Linked DNA regions of Homo sapiens: region 1 is linked to region 2. The links are chromatin contacts, found by Hi-C or POLR2A ChIA-PET in ENCODE. All regions are on one chromosome and are shown on one strand. The core of a region is the stretch at or near the end of the contact, and the rest is flanking DNA. Distances in the headings are between cores, read along the strand shown.

Region 1 (6,179 bases), core at 494-2,993, 150 kb before region 2:
GTCTCCTAGTTATGTCTATCCTGATATTTTCCAGATTAATGGACACAATTCTGGCTGACCCTTCCCATAGACTGCCAACTCCTAGAGAGCCCAGCAGCACTTCTGAGTGATCAAATGATGGGCAAGCCTTTTGGATTTCTTTCAAAATTAAGCTCATGGGCTTTTGATCAGTGTTAAGAGTCAGATGAGGACCAGCATGGTGGCTCACACCTGTAATCCCAGCACTTTGGGAGGCCCAGGTGGGAGGATTGCTTGAGCCTAGGGATTCAAGACCAGCCTAGGCAACATAGGGAGACCCTGTCTCTACAAAACAGAAAGAAAAAAAGAGAGAAAATCTGGGCTCCTAGAGATTTGTTCTCAGTGGAAAGTGGGCCAGACATGTGAATTCTTACATTCCTAAAGTGCAGGGTAGCAGTTACTACCACCCATTTTTGGAGGAAGTTTCAAAGGAATCAGACAATTAGCTTGTTTCTTAAGGACTTCTGAGAAAAGAGAAAACAATACTACAATTTCTGCTTAAGTGTCACTCGGCAAACAGGTATAACATGTAGGTCTGACTCAAGTATGGATAGGTAGGAGAGAATTACAAATTTTTCATGAGCTCTGAAGTTGCAGCAACTTATTTACTTCAATGATAGAGCTCTAAAGGATTTGAAGAGTTGTGGAAATAGCAGTAAAATGTCATGCTAGGAGCCTCGTAGAATTGGAGAATGCAAGAGAGAGAAGTGGCCTTACAGATCAATTACTAGTTCTGAATTATGAGTTAGTGATAACATTTTCACTGGTCCCCAGAAAACTGAGATACGTTTGGATAATCTGCTATTTATTTTTTTTATAGTATTGGCTCCAAGTGGTACCATATTATTTTTTAAAAAGCTACATAAATTCAACATAAAGAGTTGTTCCTTATTCTGAGATTAAATTTGTTTACACTTTTATGGTACTAAAATATTCTTTCATGAAAAGATGGTGATTATAAATGGTAGTTTGGTCTTTTTTAAAAAAAAAAAAAAACTACTGAAATATAACACATATATTCCCAATTAGGTTTTTTTTTGAGATAGGGTCTTGCTCTGTTGCCCAGGGTAGAGTGCAGCAGAGATCACGGCTCACTGCAGCCTCCAACTCCTGGGCTCGAGAGATCCTCCTGCTTCAGCCTCTTGAGTAGCTGGGACCCCAGGTGCGTGTTACCACACCTGGCTATTTTTTTTTTCAATTTTTTGTTGAGATGGGATCTCACTGTGTTGCACAGTCTGGTCTCGAACTCCTGGGCTCAAGTGATCCTCCTCTGCCTCAGCCTCCCAAAGTGCTGGGATTACAGGTGTGAGCCACCATACCCAGCGAACGCAAGTTTTATGCAGTCCATTAGAGTGCATGTTAAGCCTACTGTGCTTTGCCACAATGATTTTTTACAATCAAGTAAAATAACTTGGCCTTTACAGGCCTTTAAATGCACAAATTATGCCCTGTTGTGATTTTCATCTGATCAACTCAACCGGATAGCATGAGAAGATTTTATAAATATACACAAATAAATATGCACTTATTTCATAACCTCCACTTATAAGCTAATTGATTCACTTTCTTCCTTATCAGTCACAAAACAGCAGCCACCACTATTTTTTCCTTGCAGTTCACAACATATAGTTCTACTGCAGTAATTCTGCCTCTAGGACCAGATGGGCCAGCTTACTCATGCCCTTCTATTGAGTCATGTAAATATCACAAGATGACACATGCTACCAAGACAAACAGAAAAGCCTTTAAACTCAGCCCTGGAGCCAGGAAAATATTCAAAAACTGTGATGCCAAAAATTTGACCCCATTGAGCTCAATTTTTCATTATTATTCCAATTAGTTTTGTAGTCACTATATTTATGGGAGTTCCTAATGCCTGCTGTTACCTGAAGTTGCTGTTGGGTATGCAGGCTCACATGCTTACCTTTCTTCCTCATAAAAAGTTTGAACTAGCAGCCATAAACTCAACCCATTAAAGAGGCCAAAGTGGCCGGGCGCAGTGGCTTACACCTGTAATCCCAGCCCTCTGAGAGGCTGAGGCGGGCAGATTGCTTGAGTCCAGGAGTTTGAGACCAGCCTGGGCAACGTGGTAAAACACTGTCTCTACTAAAAATACAACAGGCGTGGTGGTGTGTGCCTGTGGTCCCAGCTACTCAGGAAGTGGAGATGGGAGAATCATCTGAGCCTGGGGAGGAGGTCTAGGCAGCAGTGAGCTGAGATTGTGCCACTGTACTCCAGCCTGGGCAACAGAATGAGACCCTATCCCCTCCCGCACCGCCCCCCTCCCAAAAAAGCCAGCTAAAACAAAAGCTGTTACCTAGTGTAAGATGAGTATCCAGTAAAGTTATTTAAAATTTTTTTTAACTTTAGTTTCTTTTGCATTAAAAAAATTTTTTTTTAATCTTAAAAAAAAATAAGACGGGGTCTCACCATGTTGCTCAGGCTGATCTCAAACTCCTGGCCTCAAGTGATCCAACCGCCTTGGCCTCTCAAAGTGCTGGGATTACAGGCGTGAGCCACCGCGCCCAGCCCCAGTAAAGTATTATCTTACTCACCATTTTTTAAAAATTTTTGAAATTTTGAAATAATTTTAGACTTACAGAAAAGTGGTAAAAATACTGCATCTCTGTCCCAGCTTTCCCTCATGCTAACATTTTACATAAACACAGTACACATATCAAAACTAAGAAATTACCACTAGAATAATTCTATTAACTAAACTGTAGACTTTATTAAGATTTCACCGCTTTCTCCACTAATGTCCTTTCTTGGCCTCGAGAGCCAATCCATGATCCCACATAACACAAAAAGGTTAAATTCACCAACCTGTAGGAATCAGGGTTTCATCCACAGGCAAATAAGTATCCGCTTCTATGGTGACTTCATGGTCATTTATATTTGGGGAAGCCTGGGAGGAAAAGGTAGGGGAAAGGTTTTCTGCTTAGTCTTATTTCATATATTTGTTTTTTAACTTATCTTGCAAAAATGTTTTCAGGCATTGACAAAAACTTTTAAAATCTTGTTTGGCTGATGGTCATGATTAAATATAATCAACTAAGTGGAGGTAGATAAGGCCTCAAAATAGCAACAGATAAATTTGGAAGAAACTTTCAAGTGTGCATGCATTTTCTTTTCTAAATAGAATATGAAGGTGAAAAGTCAGAGACCACAGTGGTTTGAAAGCCTTTTGGACCTTGGCTTATTAGTGGAGGTGTTTCTTCTATTCTTCTCACTTGCCAGGCAAACAGAAGAGCAATGACTGGTAACCAGGAACACACACATCCTGAGAGGTCAGGGTACTGCTCCAGGCTCACTCCTGGGGGTGCACCTGGCACCCCCCTCTAGCCCAGTTTCCACACAGAGGCCCCACTCTCTGCTCCATGACAGAAGCCCAGGTGTCAGAACCGCAGTCCCTGCTTTTGAGAATTTGCCCACCTCCTCCATGAAGATGCAGCCTGGCCTTTGCAGGGGAGTCAAAGGCTGGTGTACTGGTCAGTGTCAGAAGGCCTGGGGTGTAGTTCCAGCTCTTCCTGAGTGGTCCCAGGGAATTCATTTAACCTCATAGACTCTCATTTCCTTTGGTTTAAAATTGGGCTAATGAGGCCGGGCGCGGTGGCTCATGCCTGTAATCCCAGCATTTTGGGAGGCCGAGGCAGGCGGATCACCTGAGGTCAGGAGTTCGAGACCAGCCTGACCAAAAAGAAGAAGCCCCGTCTCTACTAAAAATACAAAATTAGCCAGGTGTGGTGGCACATGCCTGTAATCTCAGCTACTCAGGAGGCTGAGGCAGGAGAATTGCTTGAACCCGGGAGGTGGAGGTTGCGGTGAGCCAAGATCGCGCGTGCCATTGCACTCCAGCCTGGGCATCAAGAGCAAAACTCCATCTCAAAATAAATAAAATAAAATAAATTTGGGCTAATGATGCCTCTACCTTTTCCAGGGTCCTTGTGAATAACAGTGTAGGAAAGGTGCATTGTGTTGTTTGCAAATCGGCAAATAACTTTATACATGCATGTTTCTAGTACAAATATTATTTTATATTATCAATAGCAACATATTTTAAAGCTTCACACCAGAAGATGTGGAAGGGAAACCAAGTGAGGGCTTTTGCTCAGTGAATGCTCAAAGATGAGCTAAACTAGTGGTTCTCAATTGGGGATAATTTTGTCTCTCAGGGGATATTTGACATTTGACTTTTTTTTTTTTTCTGAGACCGAGTTTCGCTCTTGTTGCCAAGGCCGGAATGCAATGGCGCGATCTCGGCTCACTGCAACCTCCGCCTCTCGGGTTCAAGTGATTCTCCTGCCTCGGCCTCCCTAGTAGCTGGGATTACAGGCATGCACCACCACGTCTGGCTAATTTTGTATTTTTAGTAGAGACGGGGTTTCTCCATGTTGGTCAGGCTGGTCTCGAACTCGCGACCTCAGGTGATCTGCTCACCTCGGCCTCCCAAAGTGCTGGGATTACAGGTGTGAGTCACCGCACCCAGTACACATTTTTTTTTTTTTTGAGACGGAGTCTCACTCTGTCGCCCAGGCCGGAGTGAAGTAGTGTAATCTTGGCTCACTGCAGTCTCTGCCTCCCAGGTTCAAGCAATTCTCCTGCTTCAGCCTCCCGAGCAGCTGGGATTACAAGCGTGTGCCACCACACTTGGCTAATTTTTGTATTTTTAGTAGAGATGGGGTTTCACCATGTTGGTCAGGCTAGTCTTAAACTCCTGACCTCAGGTGATCCACCCACCTCAGCCTCCCAAAGTGCTGGGATTACAGGTGTGAGGCACTGTGCCCGGCCGACTGGTTTTTTTGAGACAGGGTTAGGACAGGTTAGCTGGAAACAGATTCTATGGTCTGAAAGACTGGCCCACACAATCCAACTGAGTAATTCTGAAAAGAAAGGTCAAGATTTTAGAGACCATGAGAATGCATGTCTAAACACGACAGAAACTGGTTTAATTACACCACTAGTAGGCTCTTTTTCTGAAAAACTACGATTCTCTTTTTTTTTTTTTCGGAGGCAGAGTCTTACTGTGTCGCCCAGGCTGGAGTGCAGTGGCGCAATCTTGGGTCACTGCAACCTCCACTTCCAGGGTTCAAGCAATTCTCCTGCCTTAGCCTCCTTAAGTAGCTGGGATTACAGGTGCCCACCACCATGCTAGGCTAATTTTTGTATTTTTAGTAGAGATGGGGTTTCACCATGTTGGCCAGGCTGGTCTCGAACTCCAGACCTCAAGTAATCTGCCTGCCTTGGCCTCCCAAAGTGCTGGGATTACAGACTTGAGCCACCATGCCTGTCCAGAAGAACTATGATGCTCTTGTTTTCTCCCAGTGGGTGTGTGCTGGGCAGGGGTATGAGTGGGTGGGGGACAAAGCCAGGGCAAAGGCCTCTCCTCTGCACTTTCTACAGCTCACTCTGCTGTGAGCTGGGGCAGCAGGTCCAAGATGGGAGAGGGTCTGTACCCCTGCCTAGAGCAGGTCTAGCCTAGAGAGGATGTCTCTTCTGTGCGGCTCTCTCTCCTGCCATCCTCGCATGCCTCAGGGTGGTGCCAGCACCTGGAGATGCCCCTGGGACTGTGGGAGAGGAGCTGAGGGAAGAGAATTTGGGACTACTGTATTTCCTTGGCCCTATTTGTTCACTACTCAGCTCAACACAGAGGGCTTTGGGTCAGTCGAGACAAGGGGTGTGAAGGTTGGGTTCCAGGCCTTGGTGGCGCTAAACTGGGAGCTGCAGCCCACATACAGAGCTGAATAGTGTTAGAAAAAGAGAACCCAGGTGGACCAAAGCACCTCCATACTTCCTGTGCACAAATAAGCCTGGAGGAACACAAGCTATGTAATGTCATCCAATGAGGACACCTGCAGGAGGCAAAGCCATTCTCCAGACTCCTGGCCTAGCATTAATTCAGGTCTTCACTCTGTTTCCTAGGTGCCTGCCTCCTTAGAAACAGAAGTATGCAGTACATATTCTTTGGTGCCTTGTTATTTCCACACAACATAATGCTACTGGGATCATCCATGTTATATTCCTTTGTATTGTTGAGTAGTATTCCGTTGTATGACTGTATCACAATTTGTTTATCCATTCTCCTGTTGATAGACTTCTGGGTTGCTTCCAGTGTTTTACTATTATAAATAAAGCTGCTTAGAAATTTCCACTTTCTGGCC
Region 2 (5,864 bases), core at 2,553-5,052:
AAATTGTGGCATATCCTTAGTGTCACTTCATCCATGCCATAAACCTTTCCAGATTTAAGGGCACTCTACTTCCAAGGGGGAGAAGTGTCAAAATTATGTTGTAAGAAGAGCATGGGGGATAAGAGAGATTATAGCTACCATCTTTGGAAAATAAAATATGCCACAGTATGTGGTGTATGTCCTCTGGAAATACTGTTTTTATTTTTATATTTTTGAGACACAGTCTTGCTCTGTTGCCCAGGCTGGAGTGCAGTACAGCATAATCTCGGCTCACTGCAACCTCTGCCTCCTGGGCTCAAGGGATTCTTGTGCCTCAGCCTCCCGAGTAGCTGGGCTTACGGGTGCCTGCCTCCATACCTGGCTAACTTTTGACTAATTTTTGCATTTTTAGTAGAGACGGGGTTTCACCATATTGGACAGGCTAGTCTCGAACTCCTGACCTGAAGTGATCTGCCCACCTCGGCCTCCCAAAGTGCTGGGATTACAGGCGTGAGCCATAGTGCCCAGGCAGAGAAGTCCTACACCACGTGTCAAACTCGGAACACAAAGAATCACTGTCTTATTGCTTGGTACAGTACTCCTGTTTGTTGAGAGCCCATTTACTAGAGCAGCTCTGTTTGTGCTTAATGAAAGCTCTTTTCTGAGAGGCAACAGAGTGTGTTCTATCATAAATGAAGCGCTCTTCAAGAACTTCCTGAGCAAAAAAAAAAAAAAAAAAAAAAAAAAAAAATGCAGTATATGATGTGACTAGAGAATCAGATGTGAAAAACTAGTTAGCTTAGGCCATGACTTCTCATCAGGGCTACCATTTCCAGTGGAGTATTTCTGGTTGCCAGTTGTATCTGTGCATAATGTGGCCAAAGTTTTTAGCATTGTTTAGTTCTCCTATAACCACTAGACTTTTCTGGAAGGTGCTCGCTCTCTTGATGGAGATATTGCAAATGGACCACAGAAATTGGGCCCAAGTGGCTATTAAACTAGTTCCTTAATTTGAAAATAATCAAAGCGTAAGAAATAAACATTCAGGCTGGGTGCGGTGGCTCATGCCTGTAATCCCAGCACTTTGGAAGGCCAAGGTGGTTGGATCACTTGAGGTCAGGAGTTCAAGACCAGCATGGCCAAAATGGCAAAACCCCATCTCTACTAAACATACAAAAATTAGCCGGGTGTGGTGGTGCATGCCTGTAATCCCAGCTACTCGAGAGGCTGTGGTTGCAGTGAGCTGAGATTGCACCACTGCACTCTAGCCATGGAGACAGACTGAGACTCTCTCAACAACAACAACAACAACAACAAAAAAGAAACATTTAACTTGCCTTTCCAATAGGAACTGCTTTTCATGGTAACTAAATGGTCCCAGATAATGAAGAAAAATCTCTTTTCTACTGAAGAAGGTCTGCTAATCATGTAGAAGATTGATAGAACTAGTGAACTGACATTTTGCAACACCCTGAACTCAGGCAACAAGTATCAAATTGTTGAAAGCGTTAGGTTGATGGGAAATTGAATATTTATATAGAGCCAAAGTGATACCATACAGATTTTTACCCAGTTGCAAGGAAAAGAATGTAACTGTGTCCTGTCATTGCATCAAAAAGTCACTCCATTCAGTGGTTGATCTCAGTGTCACTAATTGTGGGTCAACAAGATAGTACATGTTCCTGATGTGATATAAGATGAAATAAACAACATTACTTGTGATGTATAGCCAAACTTGGCTCAAACTTGATAAGAATAAAAATTTTAATCTAATTTTCAGTTGATAAGAAATACAGAAAACAAGGGACCAAACTAACACCATAAAGAAGTGTCCAGAAAAATCCAAAACATGGCCCAGCCTATAATACATCTGGCCTAGTCTATTAACAAGTCAGTGTGAGATAAAGAGAGAGAGAGAGAGAGAGAAGTGGGGATGTGGGGTGGGGAGGAAGAGATAGAGAAACTTAACTAGTTTAGAAGAGAAACTATTATAACGCAATGCGTAGACTGATTAAACCAGATGTAGAGAATGTTTTAAAGATGACTGAGAACATCTGAATATAGACTGGTATGAGAAAAGATAAAAGTTTATATGGAAAAGTAGAAATCATTGCATAAAAATTTCAGGTTATAAAATAGCATGTACAGTATGGTTTATTTTGGTACAAAAAATATAGAAATATATACATGCAAGTTGGTTGTCTAAACTGGAACACTTATGGGGGTAAAGCAAGGCACTATTGATATGCCAGGATAACAGGTATAAACTTATCTTCCAGGCAAGCTGGGAGGAATGCTCATCCTTCAAGCAGCTCTTCTGAAACTTCAGTGTGAAGGGGAATTGCTTGGGAGTTGGGGTATGGTGGGTCATGTTAAATGAGGATTCCCAGGCTCTATTCTCAGAGATTCTGATTCAATAGATCTGGGGGTGGGCCCAAGAATCTGCCTTTTTTGTAAGTACTCAGGTGATTCTGCTGCTGGGACTGGTGAGGGAATGGAGCCTGGCCAACAGCACTTTCTGTAGGCATCATCACTAAGTAGGGATTGGCTAATCCTTGTGGATTTGTTTCACGGAATTTTCCTTTTCTTTTTTTTTTTTTTTCTTGAGGTAACTGCTTAGAAATCCATCTGTTGCCTATTAAAGAAGACTGGAGGCTGTACGCAGTGGCTCACGCCTGTAATCCCAGCACTTTGGGAGGCCGAGGCGGGTGGATCACCTGAGGTCAGGAATTCGAGACCAGCCTGACCAACATGCAGAAACCCCGTCTCTACTAAAAAAATAAAATAAAATTAGCCAGGCGTGGTGGCAGATGCCTGTAATCCCAGCTACTTGGGAGGCTGAGGCAGGAGAATTGCTTCAACCTGGGAGGCAGAGGTTGTGGTGAGCCGAGATTGCGCCACTGCACTCCAGCCTGGGCAACGAGTGAAACTCCGTCTCAAAAAAAAAAAAAAAAAAAGAAAAAAGAAAAAAGACTGGAAAGTATAGTGGTATAAATCAAAAAGTATCAGAGACAGATCTCAATCAACTTAGCAGTTTATTTTGCCAAGGTTAAGGACATGGCCGGAAGAAAGGAACACAGATACCACAGAAACAGCATGTGGTCGGGGCTTTTCTTCAAAGATCACTTTGAAGCCTTCAGTATTTAAAGGGGAAAAGCAGGCTGGAAGAGAAAGAGGGAGGATGTGGTCACATGACTGAATCCACATGTTGCAAGAGAAAAGGAGCAAGTAGGAGAACAGACAATTATGTAGTCGTCTCCCACTCAGTAAATCAGCACTGATCACTGATAAGGTGAACATAGAGTAGCTGACTGTGGAGACATCCGGCCTTTTATCTGTAGCTGTCTGCTTAGGAACAAAGAGAAAGGCAATTTCTGGCCATGACTCAGCTTTCAGCTTAATGTTTTCCTTTTGGCATCATGAAACGGGGTCCTGAGATTTTATTTTCTTTCACGGTGGTTAAATAAATGGCCTTTAGAGTTTGATAGAGTTGGGTCTGATTATCAACTTTAGCACTGTGTGCTGTATGACATTGTCTCTTCACATCACTAAGTCTATTTTCTTGTAGGTGAAATATGAATATTGACAAAGTTGGTATGAGGATTAAGTGAGATAATGCATTTAAAGCACATAGTCTCAACAAACAATAGTTATGACTGTTATTATGATCATTGTTACTATTCTTGAACGGGCAGTGAATACATTGTGCTAACCCTGGACCTGCCAGATAGGTGTCTTCTGCCTTTCAGATTCAGGATGTCTCCCGTAAAGCAAAACAAAAACCTATCCTGACCTTCTTGGATGATTCATAAACACTTGGTGAACAGTTTTTACTACACATTTGTTCCCTGATAGCCCCTTAGAAGTCTGTGGAACTGGCTGGGCGTGGTGGCTCATGCATGTAATCTCAGCACTTTGAGAGGCAGAGGTGGGCGGATAACTTGAGGTCAGGAGTTTGAGACCAGCCTGACCAACATGGTGAAACCCCGTCTCAACTAAAAATACAAAAATTAGCCAGGCATTGTGGTGGGGGTCTGTAATCTCAGCTACTTGGGAGGCTGAGACAGGAGAATTGCTTGAACCCATGAGGCGGAGGTTGCAGTGAGTCGAGATCGCGCCACTGCACTCCAGCCTGGGTGACAGAGTGAGACTCTGTCTCAAAAAAACAAAAAACAAAAAACAAAAAGAAAACTGTGGAATAGTTGCCTGAGTCTTTGGGTGTGAGATACTTATGCAGCACAGCAGCTTCAATACTGTGCTCTGAAATCTCGGGTCTAGTTACTATGGAATGGAAAGCTGAGGACAGGGAGTAGAAGGAGATTCTTCAGTAGTTTTTTGAACTCAACTTGTCCATTCCAGCTAAACTTTATTTCTTATGCAACATAAGTCTATGAAGGCAAGATTTTTCTTGGCAGCATAATTACTGCTACCTAATAAGGGAAGAGAATTTCCTTCTAAAGATTCCTGCTGTTTTCTCAGCAGGTGGGAACTTTTGCACTCTGCAGCTGCTGGGTGCCATTACTGTCCGTCCTGGGCTTGCTCTTTCCATTCTGAGATGGGAATGGAAAAATCCACAGGGAACAATTGGTAATTCCATCCTGATTTGTATGCATTTTGGGGTGTTGGTTTTGTTTTGTTTTGTTTTGCTTGCTTTTTTTTTGTTTTTCTTTGGTACTTCTATTCTGTAACCTTGTCACTTATATTTTTTGAAAAGTCAAGATGCATCGTTTGATACATAATTAAATATTTGAAAACAGGGACTGTCCCGGAACTCTTGGACTTTGGGCTACTGTGTGCATAACCTCGTGGAGGGTTCTGAGCAGCTCTGTCCATCTACATGTGAAGGATCAAAGGGTGCCCCAGGTGTGTCCCTACTGACTCCATATAAGGCCCAGGGGAAGTTGTGCCCTGAAGATAAAGGAAATTAAGCTTCAGCACCCTTCAGTTGTCAGGGACTAGACCTTTCTAAGACACCAGGCAGAGGACCTAGCAATGTGTGCATATGTTTCTTTTATAAATGGCAAAAATAAGACATTTTTCTATTGTTTTCCATTAAAGATGGTCTCAAAAACTTTGTAAGTTTAGGCCCCACAAATCTGTGTCCACCCTTGACAGGCTTCCTCTGGCTATGCCTGAAGGATTTTCCCTTTATATAACTAGATAGTCAGCAGCCTCAACTCCAAGCCAGGGCACACTGGCATGCCAGGGATGGTGTGGGAATGCAAGTAAAGAGGGGCATTCACAACTCTGTTGGCTGCTGGATGCAGAGAAAACCACAAGCTGGATAAAGAGCAGCCTCTGGGGAAAAACAAGCTGTAGACCTGAGGTCCAGCAGCAAGAGTTCCTTCTTCAAACAGGTGGTTAGCAAGTGGCACCCATCAGCTACCTGTTAAGTCTTTGAGAAAAATTAACGACCTACTTTATAATTTATACAAACAAAAATACTGTCGCCTATGTGCTGCGCCCCAGCCATTCCCCAGCCCTGGTGCGGCTGTGTCCTGTAGTGGAGACAGCCCTGGATAGGTTCCAGCCTTGGCTCCTCTGCTAGGTAGCTAAGTTATGAATGCTTAGCTTTGTTCATCTTTAAAATGAGTGTGTTGTATTAGGCAGTCTCACTCTGAAACTTAAATCATTTTATGGTATGGGGGTAGAGTTTATATGATTTCTGTAGAGATACAAGAGTAGTGCTGTGGGAAAGTATGACGCACCTGTTGGGAAGGAGGTTGACATATGGAGAAAAATCAGACCATATGGGATTATGAAATTTAAAAAATTATCTCCTCCTGCTCAGTAAACGTGCCAAATATAAGCCTATCATCCTAAGAACTGTCTTCCTTTTAACAAATGAGAAGAAATTATGTGCATTTCCAAAATTAAAGGGATAT

The links. Hi-C counts contacts between places; a loop is a spot of excess contacts on that map. ChIA-PET counts read pairs that join two places held with the same protein, here RNA polymerase II (POLR2A). Pooled maps may share reads with other maps.
Region 1: a pooled map shows a loop between it and region 2 (3-fold over the local background). The contact joins two enhancer-like sites. A Hi-C loop is called at or near these places in 4 of 50 pooled maps. POLR2A ChIA-PET finds 5 or more read pairs at or near these places in 9 of 52 experiments (GM12878, HCT116, Panc1 and 3 more).

Annotation. Positions count from the first base shown.
Region 1 is chr2:38,686,560-38,692,738 of GRCh38, reverse strand. GALM (galactose mutarotase) reads right to left here. Exons shown (of 7, transcript NM_138801.3): 4 at 2,845-2,926. All of the region lies in intron 2 of LOC124905993 (a long non-coding RNA gene), which reads left to right. Among named protein-coding and RNA genes, the nearest start is that of GALM, 24 kb to the right of the region's middle. RefSeq lists a silencer at 1-12. Within about 2 kb of position 1,743, at least 7 of the 41 ENCODE cell types and tissues checked have a DNase peak (open chromatin) inside an H3K27ac peak, as active enhancers do; they include HCT116, where a contact is called at or near this core.
Region 2 is chr2:38,540,448-38,546,311 of GRCh38, reverse strand. No RefSeq gene overlaps it. Among named protein-coding and RNA genes, the nearest start is that of LINC02613, 28 kb to the right of the region's middle. RefSeq lists an enhancer at 4,691-4,985 and a silencer at 4,691-4,985. Within about 2 kb of position 3,802, at least 4 of the 41 ENCODE cell types and tissues checked have a DNase peak (open chromatin) inside an H3K27ac peak, as active enhancers do; they include HCT116, where a contact is called at or near this core.